Regions from separate parts of the Mus musculus genome. Here all the other regions are linked to region 1. The links are chromatin loops, found by intact Hi-C in ENCODE. Cell type or tissue: left cerebral cortex. All regions are shown on one strand.

Region 1 (8,000 bases):
TGGGCTCCTGAAGTTCTCTGAAAGGGTCTTGAAGAGGATAGGATGAAGGGAGCAAATCAGCATGAATACACACACACACACACACACACACACACACACACACACATACACACACATATATATACATACATATATATGCATATATACATACATACACACAGAGATAGATAGATAGATAGATAGATAGATAGATAGATAGATAGATAGATAGATAGATAGATAGATAGATAGATGAACATATATGCATCTTAGGGTAAGGTCATTATTTGCCCTGGAGAGAAAGAACACCATACACAACACTTGTTTACCTCTCTCTCCTGGGATCCTGTTTTAATCAGGGTTTCTACTGCAGTGATGAAACACCATGACTAAAATGCAAGTTTGGAAGGAAAGGGTCCATTTACCTTCCACTTCCACATCACTGTTTACAACTGAAAGGAGCAGGACAGGAACTCAAACAGAGCAGGATGCTGGAGGCAGGAATTGATGCAGAGGCCACGGAGGGGTGCCACTTACTGACTTGCTTTCCCTGACTTGCTCAGCTTGCTTTCCTGTAGAACCCAGGACCACCAGCCCAGGAATGTCTCCAGCCACAATGGGCTGGGCTCTCCTCCATCAATCACTAATTAAGAAAATGCCTTTCAGCGGGATCTTAAGAAGGCATCTTCTCAATTGAGGTTCCTTCCTTTCAGATAACTCTAGTTAGTGCCAAGCTGACATAAGACTAGGCCATACAACTGACCCCTTGTCAACTTGACACTCAAACACATCACCATTAAGTCACACCTTTCCTTTCTTATTCATTCTCAAGGTCTCACATTAAAACTTAAATAACTTTAAAAGTGCTACAGACAGGCTGGAGAAATGGCTCAGTGGTTAAGAGCACCAACTGCTCTTCCGAAGGTCCTGAGTTCAAATGTCAGCAACCACATGGTGGCTCACAACTATTCGTAATGAGATCTGATGTTCTCTTCTGGAGTGTCTGAAGACAGCACAATATAGTTACATAATAAATAAATAAAATTTAAAAAAGTGCTACAGACTTTACAAATTCAAACATTAAAATTTCAGTCTATTTAAAATATCCAATCTCTCTAAAAATCCAAAAATCTCTTTTAAAAGCTCAAAATCTTTCAGCTGGGATCCTTTAAAAATCAAAATTAAGTTAAATACCTTCTTCAAGAGGGAAGACCCAGAGCAGAGCCACATCTGAACCAAGAAAAACCAAACTCCAACAATATAAATAACTCAATGTCCAGTTATCTGGGCTTCACTCACGATCTTCTGGGCTCCTCAGTGAGCTTGGATCACTTCTCCAGTTCGGCCCTCTGCAGCACACACAGCTTGTCTTCCAGGCTCCAGCTGGCTCGACTCCACAGCTGATGCTGTTCTTGGTGCTGACATCCCATGGTACTGGCATCTCCAAAAAGCTGGGGCCTTCTGCTTCAACTGGGCTGCACTTTCACCAATAGCCTCTGTTAGGCAATCTTCATAGTGCCAAGACGTGTCTTCTCCACAAGGCTCCTTCATTCCTGCCATCAACCGCTGCTGAGGCTGCACCTTCACCAATGGTGGCTCCTGGCCTCTCACAGGGCCAAGCCTCAGCTGCTCTCCATGGCCCCTTTAAGTCTTTAAAACCAGTACCATCTGGGTGACTCTTAGACTATCTCTGTCAGTGCCAGAGTAGTGTATCTCAGCTGTCAGCTTGAGGGACAACTTTCAGGAGCACAGCTTCTGTGTGCTGACCCTGAGGAAACACTTCCCAGATTTTACCTCCAAAGATGCTGGGCTCTTCTTAACCATAGCTGAGACTCTTCAGCCCCAGCTGATCCCAACGACAGAATCTCAATTCAAAATAGCAAATGGTCCTGATAAGAGTCTCTAGTCTTCCCTCTGAAACGTCACAAGCCAGACTTCCATCCTCCACATTGCCCTCAACACTCTTATCTTCCAAGCTCCCACAGAACAGCCCACGGAGCGAGCCCTCAACACTCAATAATGGCTTTTCTGACCCAAAGTTGCAAAGTCTTTCCACAATCCTCCCTGAAACATAGTCAGGTCTGTTGCAACAATACCCTGCTATATGGGTTTCAACTTGTGTTAGGGCTTCTATTGCGGTGATGAAACACCATGACCAAAAGCAAGCTGGGGAGGAAAGGGTTTATTTGGCTTATACTTCTACATCACTGTTCATCACTGAAGCACATCAGGACAGGAACTCACACAGGGCAAGAACCAGGAGGCAGGAGCTGATGCAGAGGCCATGGAGGGGTGCTGCTTACTGGCTTGCTTCCCCTGGCTTGCTCTGCCTACTCTCTTATAGAACCCAGCAATGCAAGTCACAAAGGACTGTGTCCTCCCTCAATCAATCAGTAATTAAGAAAATGGCTGGCAGGGTGGATTGGAGGCCAGCCTGATCTACAAAGCGAGTTCCAGAACAGCCAGGGCTACACAGAGAAACCCTGTCTCAAAAACAAACAAACAAACAAACAAACAAAATAGAAAGTGTCTTACAGCTGGATCTTATGGAGGCATTTCCTCAGGTGAACTTCCGCCTTTCAGATAACTCTAGTTTGTGTGTCAAGTTGACATATGACAAGCCAGCACAGACCCCATCAATTTCATGGGCCAACCTATAAACCTCAAGGCACCCAAAACCTTGGTCCTGCCCCTGCCTGCCATCTTCCTTCAAAATCATCTCTGCGGGGGCGGGAGGCACTTAGCATCTCCTGACTGACTGCTCACAGCCAGTCAGGGTCTGTCACTCCTCTCTGCAGCCCCTCTGCTGGTTCCACTCACTGCTGGGGTGCACTCCTGGACACGGAAAAAGGATCTCCTTAGACAATGACCTTCAGTTTCTCCCACTGCCCAGGTTGTGCCATCTAACCCCTCTGATTTCCATGTCTCCTTCCATCATGGGTCCCCTATGGCTGAACAGGGCCTGGCTCAGCAGAGGTACTCTCGGTATGACGGACAGAGATGGGGCAATTGGACAGGTGTCTGATGGACCCATGAGTGAGTATTTAACTTCACAGGACGGACACACATAGGATGGACAGACAAATGGAGGGGGGGAGAGGGTAGATGGATAGTAAGTGGGAGACAATGGATGGGTAGAAAATGAATGGGCAGCTGAGCTAATGGAAGAATAACAGAGTCATGGCCGGATAGATAGATAAATGAATGGATAAAAGAATGGACAAGCATCAGAACAAATAGAGAGCCACTGTCCTTCCTTAACAGAAATCACATCAAGCCAGAACCCCAAGGGCACCCTCGTTAGAGATGCCCTACCAGGCAGACAGCAATGTGCTTCTCCTTTGCCCTAAGCAGCTTCTGGTACACAAAGGCAGACGGCCAATACTGACCCCTGGTGGTCACTATGAGAATAACCACTCCAGAGCCTGGCCTTTGCAGTCCTGGAAAGTCTCAGCCAGCTGGACAGTGGTAATGGAGCTGCAGAGTAGACTGATGGCTCTACCCAAGCAGGCAGGCTCCGAGACAGTGTGCTGCAGCTGCAGGGTACTGCATTGGTACCATTGTTCCCTCATACCCCAAAGGACATGCGCTTGGCTAAGAGCTGTTAGAGGATGCCTGAAGAGAGCTGCCAGGAATGTCGAGACCGGTGCCCAGCAGTCTAGATGACAAATCCAAAGGCTTACCAAATGGGTCAGTGGGCCTGGTGCCTCACATCTTCCTCTCTCTGGTCTTTCATACCATTCTGACGCCTCAGCCAGATGCAGATATGAAGGCAGAATCTCGGAGAGGCACAGAGGCTTGCCAAGCCAAGGCAAGCAGGTGGCAGTCGAGATTTGAGCCCAGCTTTCGTAGGATCCATGCCTATACCGGCAAGCCCCAGGGGAATCGCTGTCCTGGGGGCTCACTCACACCCTCCCTATTCCAATAGGGATTCAGAGTCAGGCTTGGGTCTCAGCATCAGCAAGAAACTGTGGGACCTCGGGTAAGCCGCGTTACCGCTCTGAGAGTTCCAGTTTCCTCCTGTGAGTTAGTTGATGCATATTATTTCACAAGTCTATCGTGAAAAGCAAATGAGCTGATAAAATATTTATAGACAATCTGATACATAGAATGTTTTTCTTTGAGGGAAGATCTTGAATTCTAAAAGTAGAGATGCCTAGGACTGAAAAAATGACTCGGCAGTTAAGAGTAATGGTTGCAGAGCCGGGCGTGGTGGCACACACCTTTAATTCCAGCACTTGGGAGGCAGAGGCAGGCAGATTTCTGAGTTCGAGGCCAGCCTGGTCTACAAAGTGAGTTCCAGGACAGCCAGGGCTATACAGAGAAACCCTGTCTAGACAAACAAAAAACAAAAAACAAAAACAAACAAAAAAGAGTAATGGTTGCTTTTTCAGGAGACCTGAGTTGATTCCCATTGCGCATGTCAGACAGTTCACGACTCATGTAACTCCAGCTGTAATGGATCTGATGCCCTCTTCTGGCCTCCAGAGGAGACTGCACCCACATGCACATGCCCACACATAATCACCTAGTGTAAAATAATAATAATCCTTAAAAGTCATAACAATTCTCTATTCCATGCTATCTTTTATCATATTTCAAAAACTCAGCAAAAATATGGGAATCTAGTGTTTGCACACCACACATAAGGATCCTGAGCACCGTGTGGATCAAAGAACCGAGGGAGCAGAAGGGTGGGGACAGGAAGGAAGAAAAAGCAGCAGCCTCCATCTCCACCAGCAAATAGACCACAAATTCCCAGGGCTCCCCTCTGCCACCCAGAATGCTGTGCTGCCGCCTTGCTTTGCCTGAATAGCTCACTTAGCATAAACTTATTTCTTCTTGGTTTAAAGGGTATTAGGCTGTGTTCTCTGGGACTTTGATCTTAGATGCGTCCCTACAGTAAGTGGACCTATGCTAATCAGCACTCTATAATGTCTATAATACTTCCCTGTGTGGCGGGGACAGTTCATCTAGCCACACTCACTTTTGTGGGCAGATGGGCTGTGTCCCACTTTCTGCAATCACAAACAGCGCTCCTAGGGCCAAGTCTTGGGACTGTGGGGCCTCCTGCTGGCATCCTGGGAGTAGAGTAGCTGGGGCAAGCATATGCCAGGGCTTAGAGCTAGTGAGTGGGCTAATTTGCTTCTTCCACCGCAAGCCCTCTGAGGTTTCTTTTGTTGTTTGTTTGTTTTTCTCATTTGTTTAAGGAGTTTTGAAACAGGACCTCACTATCAGAGCCCACTCTGTAGACCAGGCTGGCCTAGAACTCCAAGAGAGTCACCTGCCACTCCTTCTCAAGTGCTGGGATCAAAGGCGTGTGCCATCACACCTGGTTTCACTTTTTCTTCTTCTTTTTCTCTCCTTGTCTTTAAAAACAAGCAAACTAAGCTTTGGGCAGGCTCAGTGGTTAAGAGCGCTTGCTGCTTTTGCAGAGGACCAGGTTCAATTCCTGGCACCCACATGGTGTCTAGCAACTATCCATAACTCAGTTCCAGGGAACCTGAGGCCTTTTTCTGGCCTCCACAAGCACCAAGCACTTGTGTGGTACACAAACATATTGCAAGCAAACCAGCCATACACAGAAAATATAATAAATATTTTAAACTACATTGTATTTATTTTTCTTTCCTATACCATTTTCCCTCCCCCAAAATGAAATGTGTAAACTTGAGTTTTACTTCCTTAACTGTTACCTTTGAAGTCTTTGCCGTGCACATTTAAAGATTTACTTCCTTTTATTTTATGTGTATTAATGTTTTGCCTGCATGTGTATCTGCATGAGAATATCAGATCACCTGAAACTGAAACTACAGGCAGTTGTGAGCTGCCACGTGGGTGCTGGGAATTGAACCCTGGTCCATCTGGAAGCTCAACCAGTGCTCCTAACTACTGAGCCATCTCTCCAGCCCCCTGACACGCACATTTAAATAACAGCATCTAGTGGTATTAGCCTACTTTTCATGTTATAACAAAATACAGGCGTCTGGGTATTTTACACAAAGAGATTCGTTTAGCTCCTAGTTTGGGAGCTGAAAATCCAGAACTGGATGGTTGCATTGACCTAGCCTCTGTTGAGAGCCTCAAGGTAATGACAGGAGCGTGCACAGAAGAAATCACATCATAAGATGGAAAGGAAAAGATGAGGATCAGACAATAATCCATCTGTGTGTGCTGGCACTAGCCTGTGATCCTAGCACTCAGAGGAAAGCAAGAGGATCAGGAGTTCAAAGCCATCCTGGGGTACATAGCGAGTTCGAGCATCATTGTTAGACAACAACCATAACAAAACAATCCACTGTCTTGGGAATCAACTGGGGCTCTGTGGACGCCATATAAATCCATGTCAAAGCCAGGTCTCTGTGTTACCTTCCACTAGCCCTCTCTCTGTCGGCATCCACACTGGCTTCTAGCATGTGAGCTTTGGCAGGACATGTTTAAATCCTACACAGACCAGAGCACAGACATGAATGTGCTGTCTTGGTGACCCCTGCACATAGAGGCTTCTGACCATTGTGTAGCACTGTCTTTCCCCTGGAGACTTACATTCTATTCTCTGACATTTCAGATCTGACTGTCTTTAACAAACAAAAGCACAGTTTCACACATGTGATTGTAATGGGCCTTGGTACATCCACTGTTTCTACGATCACCAATCCTTTTTGGGTCTCTGAGTAAACTTCTGGAATCACTTTCTTTGTTGAAGAACACTCTGAAATCCCTTTAGATTGCTCTCAGCTTTTATTTACCTTTCAATGTTAAAAGGAACATATTTTCCTTTGTGTCTTAGTTTATGAAAGGGCTGTTTGCCGCAGGCAATTCTAGCTGACGTTTCTTTGTTCCCCTCTCTTTGGGGACCCCATTGCCGTCTCCCAGCCTATCATCGTGGCTATGGATGGAGATGCTCATGGAGCACACTGCCCTTTCTCCGTGGCTTTCCCCCTCACTTCTCTCCATCTGAAGTTTCCCTCAGAGGTGCAAAGGGCAGGTCCATTTCCCTGTATCCTCCTTGAGAGGTGCCATTCTCCCTGCTTCTGTGGGTCTGCTTTGAGGAAACCTGTAACTGCTGTGTCTGTCTCGTTGCTTTTAGCTTCTTCTCCTGGGATTTCATTGTGAGCTTCTTCTGATTCTGCTCTCCATGCCTCTGTTTCTCTTCCCATGTCATGTCTCTCGTCGATTTGTAAGTAACTCCTAGCTCTGCCCTTCATTTTGGCTGTGGATTGTTTGTTGGATTTTAGATTTTAGAATGGTCTTTCATTTCTAGAAGCTCCAGTTTGCTGCGGTTCCTCTCCTCCCTCTTCCCCCTCCTCCTCCCCTTTTCTCCCCCTTTCTCCCCCTTCCCCCTCCCCCTCTTCTCCTTCTGCTCTTTCCTCCCCCTCCTCCCCTCCTTTCTCCCCTTTTGCTCTCTTCCCCTCCTCCTCTTCCTCCTCTTCTCTATCCCACCTCTCTTCTTCTTCCCCTCCTCCTCTCTTCTCTCCTCTTCTCCAGCCCCCCTCTTCTTCCTCCCCTCCTCCCCTTCTTCTCCTTCCTCCTCCTCCTCCTCTTCCTCTCCTCCTCTTCTCCAACCCACCTCTCTCCCTCTTCCTCTCCCTCCTCCTCCTCTTCTCCATCCACATCTCTCTCCTTCCCCATCCTCCTCTTCCTCCCCCTCTTCTCCACCCCGCCTCTCTCTCCCTCTCTCTCTTTCCACCCCATCCTTACTCATCTTACTTATATACACATCATGTCATTGCAGCTTTTATTCCTTTAAACATCTGTGGCCTCTTGGTGTCTGTTCTGTTGCCTCCTTTTCCTCTCTGTGGCCCTCCCCTCACGGTGGCCCTCCCCTCACGGTGGCTCACACGCCCGTGATTTGGGAAGATGGCTATGGAATCCTTTTGCTTGGCCTTACTCACAGAGCAAATCCCCTCCACCTAACCAAGGGGCTTCCCAACATCAGCTTCCTGGGAGCTTAATCTCAGCGGAGACTCTCCTTCCCATCCTCCCTACCCCTGACTCCCCTAAAGTCCACATGGGAAACT
Region 2 (8,000 bases), 52 kb before region 1:
AGGCTAAGAGGTCTTCAGTGGGGTCTTGCAACCTGGATCTTCAGACACCAGCTCTCCCTGTGGGCTGTGGATTGTCCCCAGACCCAGGGGAAAACAAGGGTTACCGCTATGCTGTAGGGAGTGCTCCTGCCTGCCCTTCTAGCCCACCCCACCCTAGGGCACTGACCTCCTTCTGGGAGTGGATATGCAGATCCTCTAGACCGGCTGTGGGTGGCAGCTTCCACACTGTAGCATTGACCCGGTCCTCCTCAAAGGATAATGTGTCTCCCAGGAAGCTCACAGAGGTCAGCTTTGACTCCAGGCTCTGTAACTGCCTGGTGTGGGGGAGAACATGGCAGGTGACAGAGGGAAGGGGGTAGTGGTGATGGTCTAGATACACAGGATAGACAGGAACAGAGAGGAGAGGGTGCTGAGGACAAAGGACACAGGCAGCTGAGTATGCAGATTCAAGGGAGTGGCAGCGAGGGACAGTACTTTGGAATTCAGCTCATGCCTATGTCCCACTTATGCTATGTCCAAACCTCTCTCGGGAACTCAACGTGCCAGACTCCAGGATGGAGTCTCTTGTAGGGAAGAGGCCGGGCATTGCATTAGTATCTGTCTTTACTGACAACCCAGCAGGAGCCAATGAGGAAGGTCCAGCCTCAGAGAAGATTTCCCAGTTCCTCCTAGCCCAGGTTAGACCTTCCATCATCCCCTAGTTAGGTAATCCACACTTACTGGCTGATGAACGCTGCGGTGGGCCGCTTGGCAGCCTTTTGAGGGTGCTGCAGGTACCTGCTAAGCTGCTGCAATTCCTTCTTGAGATCACACATGTCCACAGATGCATTGTGGGAGACCTTGTGTGGGGCATCTGGGAAGGCAACAGACTGCTTGAGGTTCCCACGGCCAGCATACAGCCTTATGCAACCCTCATATGGCACTCCACAGAAGAGGGACCCAAGGGCCCAAGAGGCAGAGGGGCCACAGATCACAGATACTTGAAGCCAGCTAAGTGGGGCTGTGTCTCCTAGGGCCTGCTACACATGAGCACAGAAGGCTCTGAGGGACCAGGCCTAAGCAGATCTCCTCGGGAATTATGTGATTATGTGGGTTATTGTGCCAGCTTTGGGGATCTCCCAGTCTCTAGCTTCGCCATCTCTACCTGAGCCCCTGGAAACATGGGTGTCTCTAGGAGGAGACCCAAGTGAGAAAGCATCCATTTCCTGACCCACAAGGTCATGGTCCCCAGGCCTCCCTGACAGCCTCCCTGCTTCCCCAACCCTTAATTCTCCCTGTCCCTGCTAATCAGCTGCTAGCTTCACATCCTAAAGCCCCAATCTGTTAGTTGCATAGCTCCCTGTACCCCAGTTTCCTCTTTGCTGATACTAGGGTACACGGAATGCCCACAGTTTATGTTGCTTCTACCTGTGTTTTGTTTTTTAATGATTTAATATTAATTAATGTGTGTGTGTGTGTGTGTGTATAAACACGTATTGTGTACACACTGGGTTCCTACAGAAACCAGAGGAGGTTGTGGGGGCTCCTGGAACTGGAGTTACAGATGTTTGGGGACAACCCATTGTAGCTGCTGGGAACTGAACTTGGATCTTTTACAAGAACAGCAAATGCTCTTAACCATTAAGCCATTCCTCCAGCCCCTGTACTTTGAATAGAAGCTGGGCCTTCTGGCTGGAGAGTGGCTCTGCCAGAGCTCACATTTCCTAGTGTTACATTCCCAGGTATGTATCAAGTTATGTTCCCCCCTAGCCTCCTCCCGCTGCGTCCTGACCTTTGTGTGTATATAAGCATGACCTCCAGGTGTGCACTGCACCTCAGGACCTGTAAGTAATAATCTCTTTCTCTCCATCCCTTGTTCTCTGTGATAATTAATATTGCTCATCCGCCTGACAGGAGCCATGTCTGTGAGGGATCTATGTTAGGCTAACCGAGGTAGGAAGATCCACCCTAAAAGTGGGCAGCACCATCCCCTAGGCTTGCTGAACAGAAGTATTTATCATTGTCTGCTTCCTGACTACAAATGCTAATGACCAGTTGCTTCAAGCACCTGCCATCAGGACTTCCCCCACCATGATGGAGTGTGCCGTAGAACTGCGAGCCAAAGGAAACCTTTCTCCCTTAAGTTGTTTTTGGCAGAGTGTTTTATCATAGAGAGGAAAAGTAGCTAAGATGCTCTCCTAATGGCTGAAGTGATGCTATGGTCATCACAAAGATCTCAGATCATAACAGGGACAGGCAAAACAGTCCAATCCTCCCCTCCCCAGCCACCTATCCTCCTAGAGGATACCCAGGTCAGGTGACAATAGCTGCCATCAGCACCCAGGTCCTCCTCCATGGGCTTTCCATGTCTTCCGTGACTCCCACCCCACACTCATATGTCCCCCCAGCCTTACTGTGGAAGGAGAAGATGAAGCTCGGAGCCCCAGGCAGGCTGGTGTTCTGGGGAATCTGCCAGGAGCTGACAGAGGTGGCGATCAGCGGGGCTCCCTGCTTCAGGCTCTGCTCCTGTTTCTGGAAGCAGAGGAGTCTGGAGGCTTGGCTACTAAGCAGGTAGTCATGCTTGCCATAGCGCAAGTGGAGTCTCCCAGTGTGGCGACTCCAGTAGAGGCAGAAGTGATAGAGCCCTCTAGGCTCTGGGAAGAAGCGGGGAATATCTGGGGCTGCCAGGAAGGGGGCACGAATTGTGAGGGTCTCCTCTGTGTTCCACACAAAGATGTGAGGCTCTGAAGATTGATCATAGTGGAGGGTGCTCTGTTGGGTCTGGTTCCGCTGGCCACAGAAGCGGAAGTCTTCTCGGGGGCTGCCACTGTGTGCACCTGAGGAGGCAGAGGCTATAAACAGGACCAGCCAGGGGCTAGGACCTGGGACTCACACACATTCTAAGGCTCTAGATTTCAAGGGTCTGCAACAATGTATCTATTGGTCTACAACAATGTATCTATCAGTCTACAACAATGTATAACAATGTATCTATCTTGCTAGACCTTACTGGTTTCCAACAAATAAATAAATAGATAGATAAATAGATAGATAAATAAATAAATAAATAGATAAAAGTGAAGATAAAAAATTTGTTTCAGACCAGGCAGTGGTGCACCTTTAATCCCACCACTTGGGAGGCAGAGGCAGGTAGATTTCTGAGTTCGAGGCCAGCCTGGTCTATAGAGTGAGTTCTAGGACAGCCGGGGCTACACAGAGAAAGCCTGTCTTGCAGGGGAGCGGGGGGGGGGGGGGGGGGGGGGGGCGATTTTGTTTCAAAGTCAAAAGCCAAAGTTTAATGCAAATTATTTAATTAATGAGACCATGATTGTATTAGACTGTGGCACACACACGTGTGCACTGTCCAAGGACACTCCCTGCAAAGGAAGAGAGGACTGCACCCATCCCAAGTTTCGCTCTGTGGAGCCGCATCTAAGAAGGAAGAGATGCCTGTTTTCCCCCAAGGTGCCCTCAGGGCTGCTTTGCAGACCCATCCTTTACACAGAGAGCCCTCACACAGACATGGAGGCATTAGACAAAGTCACCACAAACCCTGGGCCCCAAGAAAGCCTACCTTGCACCAGAGAAAACAGACTCAGTAGGAAGTAGACCATCTGCCGCAGCACCTGGACAGCCATTATACTCCTACCTGGAAGAGAGTGAGAACATTATGACCGGGGTGGGGACGGGGACAGGGGAATGGGGGAGGGGCCAGCGCCACAGCGGGAGGCCTGTATATGGATGGGAGTGAGCTAAAGGTCACAAAGTAATGGTCAGGCTTCTCTCCAGAGCATCAAGAGGCTATAAATAGACATGGCCACACGCTCTGCCTTTTGCTGCTCTGCCACAAGGTGTAAGTGGCTCACAGAGGAGCCCAGGGGCCACGAGGGGCCTTGTCTAGATCCACCTGAACACTATCCTGCATCTGCCAGGCCTGGAGGAGATGCAGGGAAATGAACGGGCTATCTGAGTTTTTCCTGGGAACCAAGTGTCACAGTCCCTAAGGCCTAGGTAGTTACAGGAACCTTGCTCCTGGGACCAGTCACAATGACATTTGATAACCCCACCCCTTGCCCCACTGCCTGAATCTTTTATCCACACGCCATCAACTGGCACAGTCCCTCCTCATTCAGGAAACAGAGCCTAGTACAGAGGCGGAAGCAGGAAAGCAGCAGGGTGAACGTGATAAAAAGTGCTGGAGGGAAGGATGTTTCCTGTCATGACCACTAGGGGGAGCCAGCCACCAGGACCTGAGAAGCTGGTGGCAGAGAGGTGTGGTTTAGTCTATGTGCTCCCGCCCTGAGGGTCAGCTCCATCTCTCCATACTGACTCCATGGGTCACTATTAGCTGGGTGCTTCTTTACACTACACCCACATGAACTATACCACCGCTGGCGATGTCCTCCGTTGTTGGCCCTCCCAGCTGGCCCAGTGGCCAAGTGGGTGCTGACATACCCCCGACTACCATCCCTCAGACTGTAGGGAATTGTGTCAGACCACAGTGACAGACACTCATCTTCCACCATTAGGCAAAGGGAAGGCTGGAAACCTAGGGAGCAAAGGCAATCTGAATTTGGGGGGAAAACTAGGAGGGCTTCCTAGAAGAGGCAGAGGTTAAACTGAGCACTGGGTGGCTCAAGCAGGATCTTGCTGTCTCCTTTCTGGACCAGTCTCATTCTGGTCACCCTGGGCCCTTCAAGTGAGAGCCAGTCCCATACACCCAAGCATGAGGAGCATTGAAACACGCAGAAGGGAAGGTCAATTTCAGAGGCCACGGTCCTTATCCGGTGCCAGAGCACTGCACGGAGAACAGGAAAGTTGTAGGGGAGAGCGTGCTCCCTCCATGGAGGCATGGGTTTCCCTGCATCAAACTGCCAGCAGAAGGCCAGCATCTCTTCCCTTCTGCTCTCTGCTGTCCCTGACACTGTCCATTCAACCTTTAACCCAAATCTCTCTTCTTCCAGACAGATTCCTCTCTTTAACTTGAAGCTTACAAATCACTTGAGACTTCCATCCGATCTCCATTTTGTGACGTTTTAGATCTGAAGCCCAGAGATAGCCAACAACTTCATGTGGTCACACAGCTAACTAGGAAGGGCTCTTGCCTTCTCAGTGGGCCACCACTGTCAGCACAGGGTCCAGGACAGGACAGAGCCATTTGTCTTGCACTGACTCTCCCCAAATGGCCTTGAGAACAAAAGAGGCAGGGAAGGGAGCAAGCTCCGCCTCATGGGCGGGGCACAGTGAGGCTGGATCACCATGGCAACCCATGGAAGGGATCAAGCACAAACAAGGGACTTCCCCTCCACTTCGAACCTTTGTGGAGTCACTTTAAGGAGGATAAACACCCCTGTCTGCATTCTTGGGGTTTGAGGAGGAGGAAGAAGAGGAAGTGAAGAAAGAAGAAGAGGGAAGAGGAGGAAGAGAAAGAGGAGAAGGAAGACAAAGAGGAGAAAGAGAAAGAGGAAGAGGAGGAGAAGGAGGAAGAAGAGGAAAAGGAGAGGAAGAAGGAGGGGAGGAGGGGGAGGAGGAGGAGGGAGGTAAGGAGGAGGAGGATGGTTGCTTGGATTTCTTGGTGGAGTGGACTCCAGAGCCAGATCACCTGGTTTCAAATCCCTGCCCCTCTATTTTCCTAGCTGTGTGCTCTTAAGTTAACTACACCATATTTGGGCTTCATTTCCTTCTCTTGTAAAGAGGATTACAAATCAAACCTACCTCAGCTGTCACTGTGAGAATTAAGTCTACCACTCATCAAAAAGGGCCTTGAACTGGGGGTGGGGGTGGGGAGCGCACATGGGGTTCCACTGAAGTTAGACTGTCTCTGTGTACCTTCCGACCAGTGCACTTCCGTCCCTGACTCAGACCCTTCCCCCCAACTCTCTATCCCATGCTCCCCTCCTTAGGCCTCTGTCTACTGCAGGTGGCCAGCTTGGCCTTCGGAGCACTTGAGGGGAAATTCCTAGAACATGAACCTCCCTTCCGGACAGAGTATCGGGAAGGCTGTGACCCCACCCAGAGAACTTCCCTCCTAGCTGGCCCTGAATGTCACAGGCTGCCAGAAGCTGGACAAGGAGAACAACTGGGGAGGGGGGTCTCTTCAGATAGCTAAGGGACCACCACATGGGTCAGGAAGAGTCCTATTTATCCATTCAGCACATTCCTGCCTGAGCCCCCTCCCAGGCCTACATATATATATATACATACACACACACACACATACACACACACACACACACACACACACACACACACACACACACACACACACCTGCCACCCAGCCTCACACTCCAAAGGGTAAGAGCAACATCATAGGATGGCACCCTAGTGCCTCCTGCAGGCATCCCAAGATCTGGTTACCCTAGTCCCTGCAGCCAGCAGCAGAGGCCCACCTCCTAGGGACCACCTTTGGCCTGTGTAGATGAAGAACGGCAAAGCAGACCGGCTTCAGCCACCAAATGCCACCTGCCACAGCACTGCCAGAGCCAATGGTTACTGAGAAGGTATGTTAGCAGCCCCACCCCAATAGTCACAACCACATCTGCAGAGTACTGTTCCGGGTTTACCATTTTACAGATGCAGAAACTGAGGCCAGAAAAAGGCCATCTCTCACAAGAGCACACAAGGCTGCTCCCAAGCCCTCTCCTCAAAAGTTCCTGAGGTACACACCCCCCTGGCTTAGGGTCCCCCAAAGAGAGAAAAGCAGGAGCTACAGAGGTCACGGGCACAAAGCAGGCAAGTCCAGCCTAGACAGAAGTTGCTGGACTGACAACCCCTTTCAGAGTGGCTGTTATTCTTGACCTCAGCTTCCCGTAAACATGCTAAGAACAGAACACGCTGAGCCAGCCTGATACAATGGATAAAATCACAGGGTCCCCAGGGATTCCACAAGATAGAGGGGGGCTAAGGCTGTGTGAGCCCCCACCATTCCTAGCATGATTGGTTGCTAGGGAAAGGGCCAGCATGGTGGGCAGCAGCAATATTAGAGCTCACTTTCTCTCCCGAGGCCTGAGTCACTTCCCCTGCCATCCTATGTGGACCTGCGTCACCTAGACGCCACCAGCTCCTGGAAAACCCATTTCCTCCTAGATGGAGGTGGAAGTTGAACGGGACTAAGAGAGCTCTAAATTAACCCTTCCTGGGCTGTCACCTCACATGTTGAGCGGGACCCCTTTCCACCCACTACGGTTACAAATTAGCTATCCTAAGGGCATCTGTCATAGCTTTAGGTCTTTGCTGGGATGTGTTCTTGAGTTCTGAATGACAGATTTCCACTGTGACCTTCTGCTCAAAGCCCAAGGCACCAGGAGTATCCAACTTCCTCCCAGCCATATACGGCCCTGTGAGCCTCCCTGATAAGGGCTGGCTTCATCAGAGTTGCCCCAAACTGCTAGTGTATGGGGACCAACCCCAGGAAAGATACTTTGAAGGACATGGCTTGGATCCTTGCACCACAGCTCAGGTGTGGCCCAGAGTCTGGCTTTGGCAGTATCCAGTGATTGACAGGCCACCCATGGGGGCCAGGGGGTACCCAGGAGCCAGGCAAGGGTCTGCTGGATTTACTCAGCTGTGAAAGAACAAAATGTGGACAAGAGACAAAGGCAGCCTGCCTCTCCTGATCCCTGTCCCTTCCCCACGACATGATATATGGCCTCCCAGTATTTGGCAGGGAGCTGGTCATCTGAGGGGCCTCCGGCAAGAGATGGAGATAAAGCCAGATCAAGGAAGGCAGGAGCTAACTAGTTTCCAGGTCTGAGTCTCCTGTGACCGACCCAGGGCCTATCTGGGGAAACTGAAGTGGCCTCAGCTTACCATCAGCTACTTTGTACAGTTGTAGAATGTGTTCCTTGGGAGCTATGGAAACTCGGGGAGAGGATGGGAGATGATAGGAGCCTTCACGGTATGAACGTGCAGAGCTGCAAGTGTGTGTGTGTCCTGGAGCCCATGAGTGTGCACTTGCAGTGAGCACTGGGTAAAGAGGAACGGGAGGATGGCTGGCGTGGACTCCAATCTCTGCGGAGGA
Region 3 (8,000 bases), 130 kb before region 1:
TTGCCCCGCTGCTATCAGAATCCCCCATTCATTCGCTCTCCTGTTTCTGGAGCCCCGACTCAATACGATCCTCCGCACACCCTCAGCTCTGCTTCCGGCCCACCAGCTTTCCCTCTCCGGCCTCCACACACCCGTCCTGCTCGTTCATCCCAAACCTGCCACCGGTCCCTCAGCTTCGCTTGACCCTCCTCCCGTCTGCCTTGAGGGGCACTGGCTCCAGCCTGTCCTGGCCGAGAGCCTCCTGCCGGCGACCGGACTGTCCCCTCCAGGCTCGGCGAAGACTAGAGCCATTTTCCCTTTGCCTCCAAGACCCCGAGAGCCACTCTACCTGCAGCTGTAGCTCTGGAGGCCAAGGCTTCCCTCCAGGCGCGACCCCCACTTGCCTCCATCCTTTGCCCTGATTGGTCGCTGCTTGACAACCGACCCTCACAACAAAACCTCCGGCCTAGAGTCCCTCCCACTTCACTTCTTACACCAATCAGTCGCCACGGACGCCCCGCCTTCCTCTAGAATTGACCAATGGAAGCAAGCGCTTCCGCCGATTTACGTAACTACCCGCCTCCTTTCCCCGACTCAGACTAATCACGAGAAAGAAGCGCTTACGGACCGCCCTTAGGTCCCAGAAGAACCAATACAGGCTTCTGCGTTCTTAGTCCCGCCCCCAGTCAGGCTTGGTTTTTTCCGCCCTTTTCCTGCATTTCCTGGAACCCGGTTGTGTTTAAAAAATCCGCGAGCTGCACCCGATGGCGGCTGCGCCAATCACTTCAGCAACAGCTCTGGATTGACCAATAAACGTTAGTGTTATTGGAGAACCAGCTCTGAGATAGCCAATGGAAAGGGGACTTCTAGAGTGGTATGAAGTTGCAGATCTTCCATATTGAAACAGGGCTGCCAGGACCCCGCCCTCAGACTGTGAGTGTCGCCCGCGTAGTGGGAGGACTTGGCTCTTACTTGGATCCACACGTCTCCTGGAGTTCGCTGACCTCGAGGGAAACAGAGCTTAGTTACAGTGGGGTCGATGTCGAGCCCAGGAGTTCGTCCCTAAGATCACAGTAGCACAGTGGGATGAGTTAGGCTTGTGTCTGCTCGCCTGCGTGCGGAAGTAAAACTACGGAACCGGAGAAAGGCTAATATCTGTGACAGGACAGACAGGTTGGGATGGGGACAGGCTACATAACCCACCATGAGTTCGGGTCCCCCCCTTACTGAGAAACTCGGTCCCAGCCCTTTGCAGAAATAACCTCCAACTCTGGTCTATCCTACACTCACTCCCCTCTGGTCGGGGCTGCTGCATCTGGCGTTCTCCTCTACACAGTCCGGAACGGGAGGAATTTCCCATTTCTAGACGAGGAAACAGATGCTGTGGTGAAAAAGACCAGACATTTGGAAGATCGGACCCAGGACTTAAACTTTTGTTCTTAAAGGCAAGGCACACAAAGTCCCTATTAAATGCAAAACCTTTACGGGAACAAAAGTCACCCACCAGCCTAATGGGAAGTCGGCCCTGCGTAGAAATGGGTAATTATTAAGAGACCTGGATTTGGAGAATAACATTTGATCAAAACTTTGTACTTTGCTGTTCCCGCAACTTTTTATTTAAAAAAAAAAGTCAAATTCTTCATTTTGACACATTTTGCCTTATCTGCTTTGTTTATACAATTATATGTACATTACAGATCCTAAGACATTTCAGTCATGGCAACACTGAGCCTGAAGATCGTTAAGGGCCCTTAGTCACATAACCAATGTCACCACCCCTGAAATAACTTCATTCTCTAACATGCAGACTATATTAAAATGACTGTCACCATCCCCAATACACATAACTTATAAGCAGGAACAAGACTGGGGATGTAGCTCAGTGATAAGAGAGTCTTGACTGGTATGTAGGAGGCACTAGGTTCAATCCCCAGCACTGGAAATACAAACTACCTAGGACCAAGAGAAATGGCAAGGCTCAGTGGCTAAGAGTGATTGCAGTGCAAGAATGAAGACCTGAGTTCAAATCCTCACGACCCATGTAAAAATCTGGGCATGGTGCATGTGTGCTTATAAGGAGCAGTGTTATAGGGAGCAGAAACAAGAGGATTACTAAGATTGTTGGTTGTCATCCTAACTACGGGTTCAGTGAGAGACCCTGACTCGAGGGAATAAGGTGAAGAATGTCAGAGGACAATGCATAGTGATACAATGGGACATGTGTACACACACACCACACATGTGGGGGGCGGGGCACAGTATCTTTATAGGAACCAGACAAGATTCTGCACTCTTGGCATACTTGACTCTTCTAAGATCATCCTATTTCTGTCTCTTGGATCTCCCACTACCCTTCCTCTCTCTCTTCTCTCCTCCCTCTGTATCAGGGTCTCACTTTGTAGATCAGGCTGGCCTTGGACTGACAGAGATGAAGAGCTGGCATTAAAGGCATGGGCTACCACATGAGCATGCACCCCTGGCTTTAACCATGGGTTTGGAACTATGCATTAAAGCTTACTGGGCTCATCTTTGAGTGAAAACAATGACTGCCCCGCAACCGGAATTCAGCAGCAGCCAGTAATTCAACAAGAAGAGAGCCCCAGGAGTCCCTCCCTGATACATGATTGCCTAACCACTGGCCCAGGTAGTACAGGCAACCACAGCCGCTGTGAGACCTGTCTTGAGTGTGTCATGCCCTGGAGAAGATTACAGGCAAGGTCTTCTTTTCTTCTTCTTCTTCTCCTTCTTCTTCTTCTTTCCTTCTTTTCTTCTTCTTTTCTTTTCTTTTCTTTTCTTTTCTCTTCTTCTTCTTCTTCTTCTTCTTCTTCTTCTTCTTCTTCTTCTTCTTCTTCTTCTTCTTCTTCTCTCCTCCTCCTTCCCCTCCTCTTCCTCTTCCTCCTCCTCCTTCTTGTTTTAATTATTTATGTGTATATGAATACACTGTTGCTGTCTTCAGACACACCCGAAGAGGGCATCTTATTACAGATGGTTGTGAGCCACCATGTGGTTGCTGGGAATTGAACTCAGGACCTCTGGATGAGCAGTCAGTGCCATCTCTCCAGTCCCTTTTATTTTTTGTTTATTTTTTTTTTTAAACAGAGCTTCATGTGACCCATGTAGTTGAAACAGATTCCTTATGTAGATGAGACAGATCTTAAACTCTGATCCTCCTGCTTAGATTACAGGCATGGGCTACTATACCCAGTTTTCTCTGCTTTTTAAGTCTTACTTCAGGAAACATGGATAGCCCCATTTCACAGGTGGTAAATGAAAGAGGAACTTGGATTCTGTCTCTTGTCCTCTAATATCAAGCCGCCTGGTCCTGGGGTGTGTTCCTTAGCTAAGCCGCTCTCACTTTAGGAGCTGCTCCACCATCAACACATTGAGCTCTCAGCAGATCTTGGCAGGTGACCATGGAACCATCTGGAGAGCCAACACTTGATAATCCAGAAGAGAAGATGACAGAAAAAGATTTAGGGTGGTGTAGATTGGAGCTTGTAAACACTGAAGTATAAATGGCAAACAGGAAATGCATTTATTTGAGGGAGGCTATGAGGGATAGGGAGGTAGTGTGGCAGCGAGGCTAGTATAGGATCATAGTGGTTGGGGAGAAGGGAGAGACTCCATTCTCTGGCAGGGTCTGCCGTAGTTCCAGGAGGGGCCATCAAACAAAGACTTTTACGAAGTCTATTAAGCGTGGGTCTTTGTAGAGCTTTTCCTCCAGCGCCAGGTACTTCAGTGGAGCCAGCTCTTTGTGCCTGAGCAGAGGGAGGGAGGAGAAGGTGAGGGATATCCAAGCTATCAGAGTGCTCCCAGGAGTCCTCCCGGCTCTGCCCCTTACCGATTGAGCCGCTGTTCCAAGATTCGGATGCGGAACATGGCCTGAGAACAGTAGCTCAGGTACAGGTTTTCATCCTCCGGCGTCAGGGTTACCTGGTTCTCCTGGTACCATTGCTGCTTCTTCTGCAGCTCCTGGGTCTCCTAGAAGCATACAGAGATGAACATGGGAATGTGCGAACTGATCTGCAGCCAGGCTGTAGTTCCATAGATGATCAGGCAGCCTCAAGAGGATAACACCCCAACCCGGACCCCCAAGGAAAGGGACACAGTTAGAGCATCCCAAAATATCTTGGGTGGAAACTGCTGGGGTCATGATTTAAAGGACAGCATGTGCATGAAATCAGAACAGGGCCAAAACAGTCAGCGAGAGCTAGGGATGTGGTTTAGTGCATGGCCCTGGGTTCCACTCCTAGCAGCTCATATATAAAATCAAAACAACTGGGTGGGATGTGCACACCTTTAATCCCAGCTCCCATTAGGCAGAGGCAGATGGATCTTTGTGAGTTTAAGGCCAGTCTGGTCTATACAGCAAGTTCCAGGTCAGTGAAGGCCAAAGAGTGAAACCCTGTCTCAAAAAATGAAGCAGGGGACTCCCTGCTCTCCAGAGGACTGGGGTTAGATTCTCAAAATGCACATGGAGGCTCAGAATCATCTGAAACTCCAGTCCCGGGGGATGCGATGACCTCTTCTAGCCTCTGAGGGCACTAGGCATGCATGTGGTGGGCATGCACACATACAGACAAAACACCCATACACACAAAATAGCTACATGAGCTAGACATGTTGCGGGCGTGCTCAGAGCCCCCAGCAGTTCGTCTCCGAAAACAAGGTGGGTCCCATTCCACCCAACTCTTCTCTGCACTCTGCAGACCAAGACACTGCGTGGGGACCACGTGGTACGCACCTCACCTGTCTCACGGAAACAGGCCAAGGACTAGGAGCTATTATAATGTACCATCCAACCGTCCATCCATTCACAAACCTACCCATCCACTCTTGTATCCCCCTGTCTGCCCATCTTAGTTACCCATCCATACCATCATCCATCCATCCATCCATCCAACCAACCAACCATCCACCCACACTCCACTTCTAATCCTCACTGCACATCCAACTGTACCTGCCCACCCCACCACCACCTGGTAACCCATCCATCCACTCATCCATTTACCCAGCTACCCACCATCCATCCATCCACTCATACAATAACAAAGGGGAAAGAAGAAACCAGGTATTTGGATGCCACAGACACACACTCATCCGCTCATCTGTCACTCTCGGATCCGTGAGGCACTGAGCAAAGACCTCAGGTCCCGTTTTCTCACTGAGGATGGTGAGGTCACCTCCCCTGCCTGGGCCCTGGCCACACCTTCTCAAAGCGAGCCTGGATGAGGTTAGCCTTGTCGATGAGCCGCTGCTTGAAGTCGCTGAGACACTCGTCCTTGAGACGCACCGCCTGCCAACGGGTTAGCTTCTCGCCTGGAGGGAGCTGGGCCAGGAATGGGGCCAGGTAGTCCAGCTGGGCCTCCACCTGCCGCAGGTGCTCCTCATGCAAGACGCGCTCCTGTGGGCCAGGGAACCAGCTGAAAGATCGGGATATGCAGGAGACCTCCGGAGCAGCTGAGTCCATTGTGCAATGGTAAAAGCCAGGCCCTAAATCCATGTCCCAGGATTATGAGACACGATTGCCTCCTTCTCCCTGTTTATTTCTTTCTAACATGTAATTCCTGTTTCTGACACGAATTCATCAATCAGTCTGAGCCTTAGTTTCCTCCTCTGAAAACAGACCAGCTCAGGTCTGGAAAGTCCAAAGCAGACACTTATAGTGAGTGGCAGTGGGTTAGCAAAGATTCTGAGCTCCCATTTTTCTCTTTTGCCCATAAGGCCGGCCTTACATGGGGCACACAGGAGCCAGAGAACATGAGGACAGGAGCTGTTGCCCTTTCCTATAGATCCAAGAACATTCCAAAGCCAAGCCTTGCCAGGCCAACTCCAAACTTCTTTAGAGATCTGCACTGCTTGATGAAGAGGATTTAGCCTCGAGCCTGGGAACCCAAACTGGTCCTCCCACTTGGCGAGAGTGGGTAAAGCCAAAGCCCTGCATTGCGTGGCTGAGTCTTGGTGTTCAACCTGTGCCTGAGTCAGTTGGCTGGATTCCCAGCTCAGGTCACAGCCTCAGTGAAAGCCCTGGTAGAGGTGGGCATGTAGTTCTCATTCTTTCTCTACACAAGGTAGAGACTTTTTCATTTGGTCACAGTCCTGGGTAAGTACACCCAGCCTGGATCTTAAGTGCTCTTTGGGATGGGGGTGGGAGGGTGACCCATCAACGAGCAGGTGATAGCCAACAGGAATACTCACCTGACATCACCAGCGACTTCATCATCCCTTGTGAAGGGTTGGCACATCCCCTCATCATCCCTTACACAGGGTTCTCACATCCTCCCTACCCTGGAGGCAGGGCTCCGGGGAGAGAGACCCAGGAAGAGCCGGGAGACTCACCATGGCCTCCCGATACTCTTTGCTCTTCTCGTTGCGCTTGGTGTCGTAGATGGAGATGGTCAGCGTGTGTGCCTCCTCCTCCTCTTCACGGAGCTTCAAAATCTCCAGCACCTTGATCAGACATCATGGAGGAGGTGCATCACGGCGGAGGCCCTCTCTCCCTGCCCCCCCCCGCCACCCCCCCCCCCCGAGGTCTGGGGTAGGACCTTACCTCCAGCTCCGACTCCCAGGCCTGATGTCGGGACAGCTTTTCTTCGTTCTTCAGCTGATTCATGGTCTCGTACTGGTAGAGGAGTTTCTTAGTGTGCTCCATCGGCTCTACCTGAGACCAGAACCACCACGGTGACAGGGAAGCTGCGCCAGGGCAGGTCTAGGGACCACTTGGTTTAAATCTACTCCCTTTTTTCTAGCTGTGTGGCCTCAAGCAAGGTGCTTAACCTCTCCAGACCCCAGGATCCTTCTCTACAAAAACATAATAACAAAGAGGGACCAAAGAAAGATGCAGGGGGATTACGGTTATGCTATTAGAAGAGGAAGGCGAGACCATCCTAGAGTCTAGGGCATAAGAAAGAATATCCTGTCACCTTCAGGATAGGTCCCTGGGATCTGGGGTCTAGGATCCCCAGAGGTGCAGGTAGGGACCATGAGGAAGGCTCTGGAACCCAACCCCAGGCCCAGGGTGAGGGATGTTCTGAAGTACACATGAATATTAGTCGTGTGCCCAACCCCCACTCTCTGGGCATTCCAGTTACATCTGATAGGGTTTTCATTTTGGTGGAAATGGGATGATTTTCAGAGCCGTTGCAAGGGAAAGGTCCTCAGATGAGAGCTTTGCATGTTACCAGGGACAGAGATGGGTTTCCCCAGGGTAGTTTTCATAGAAATTCCACTTAGGGTCTCTCAAGTTACCAGAAGATGCTTGCAGGCGCAGTTTTTAAAGTGTGTCCCCAACCTTTCTGTGTGCCGTGCAGTCACCGACCCACCTCGTAGCTGATGCACATTTCTGGTGTCATGATGATCTTGTTTCCCTTGCTGTCGACCTCCATGCGCCGCAGGAACTCTCGCTTGGATGCGGTGATGTAGTCGTCGCGGCAATGGTAGCGAAGCTGGATGCGCTCTTCCACTATCAGAAACAAACGCTCTGCCACGTCCTCATCCGCGGGCTTCTCTGGATTGCGGGAGAACCGCTCTGTGATTTTCTGTGTGGCCAGAACACGCAGAGGAGGGGGTTTTTCTGAGCATGCTCTGTGGGCAGGAGGGAAGGACTCTCATGACCCAGGAGTCCAGGGGTGCGCGCCCTTCCTGCTAGACAATGGATTCTATGACCCCCGTGGGTTTTCATGGTGTTGGACCTTTCTCCAATTCCCTCCACACGACTCTGCTTGTCTGCTTCTAGAGGCGGGGAGCTCTCCAGAAAGCCTGTCCCATTATCAGCTAACCCTTACTACAGAAAGGAGCATCTTTGGTGTGTGGCCAGGAAGTTCAATGGCCAAGAACTTTGTAGCATCTCAGAGGAAACAAAGCTCAGTTTGAGTCCAAGCAGCTGAAACCCTCACCCCAGATCTCAATATAATTTAAAACAAATTGTGTGTGAGCGCCTTGGTGTGCATACACGCATTTGTGTGGTAGCCAGAGATTGACATTGTCTTTCTTAATTGTTCTCCTGCTTGTTTTTTTGAGAC

What was found. Hi-C counts contacts between places; a loop is a spot of excess contacts. Peaks named below come from ENCODE experiments on the same cell type or tissue, not always from the same donor. Only the 100,000 strongest peaks of a DNase experiment are listed, where the experiment ranks them.
Region 2: a loop joins it to region 1, with 7 times the contacts of the local background. A loop is called at or near these places in 36 of 42 quality-filtered maps.
Region 3: a loop joins it to region 1, with 2.4 times the contacts of the local background. A loop is called at or near these places in 13 of 42 quality-filtered maps.

The regions. Positions count from the first base shown.
Region 1 is chr8:94,945,657-94,953,656 of GRCm38, reverse strand. No RefSeq gene overlaps it. Among named protein-coding and RNA genes, the nearest start is that of Adgrg5, 26 kb to the right of the region's middle. In left cerebral cortex, CTCF peaks have their summits at 3,373 (motif pointing left) and 4,454 (motif pointing left); DNase peaks (open chromatin) are centred at 1,474, 3,380 and 3,745.
Region 2 is chr8:94,998,067-95,006,066 of GRCm38, reverse strand. Adgrg1 (adhesion G protein-coupled receptor G1) reads right to left here. Exons shown (of 14, transcript NM_001198894.1): 2 at 3,554-3,628; 3 at 2,394-2,816; 4 at 721-853; 5 at 167-314. The coding sequence starts at 3,617. Among named protein-coding and RNA genes, the nearest start is that of Adgrg3, 16 kb to the left of the region's middle. In left cerebral cortex, a CTCF peak has its summit at 4,209 (motif pointing right); DNase peaks (open chromatin) are centred at 4,203 and 5,221; H3K27ac peaks cover 3,386 bases.
Region 3 is chr8:95,073,633-95,081,632 of GRCm38, reverse strand. Drc7 (dynein regulatory complex subunit 7) reads right to left here. Exons shown (of 18, transcript NM_001042715.3): 13 at 7,302-7,517; 14 at 6,530-6,640; 15 at 6,319-6,429; 16 at 5,189-5,383; 17 at 3,821-3,960; 18 at 3,492-3,737. The coding sequence ends at 3,644. It overlaps Katnb1 (katanin p80 (WD40-containing) subunit B 1), which reads right to left and starts at 432. Exons shown (of 20, transcript NM_028805.2): 1 at 329-432. In left cerebral cortex, no CTCF peak of the experiment used is centred here; DNase peaks (open chromatin) are centred at 633 and 3,386; H3K4me3 peaks cover 1,337 bases; H3K27ac peaks cover 864 bases.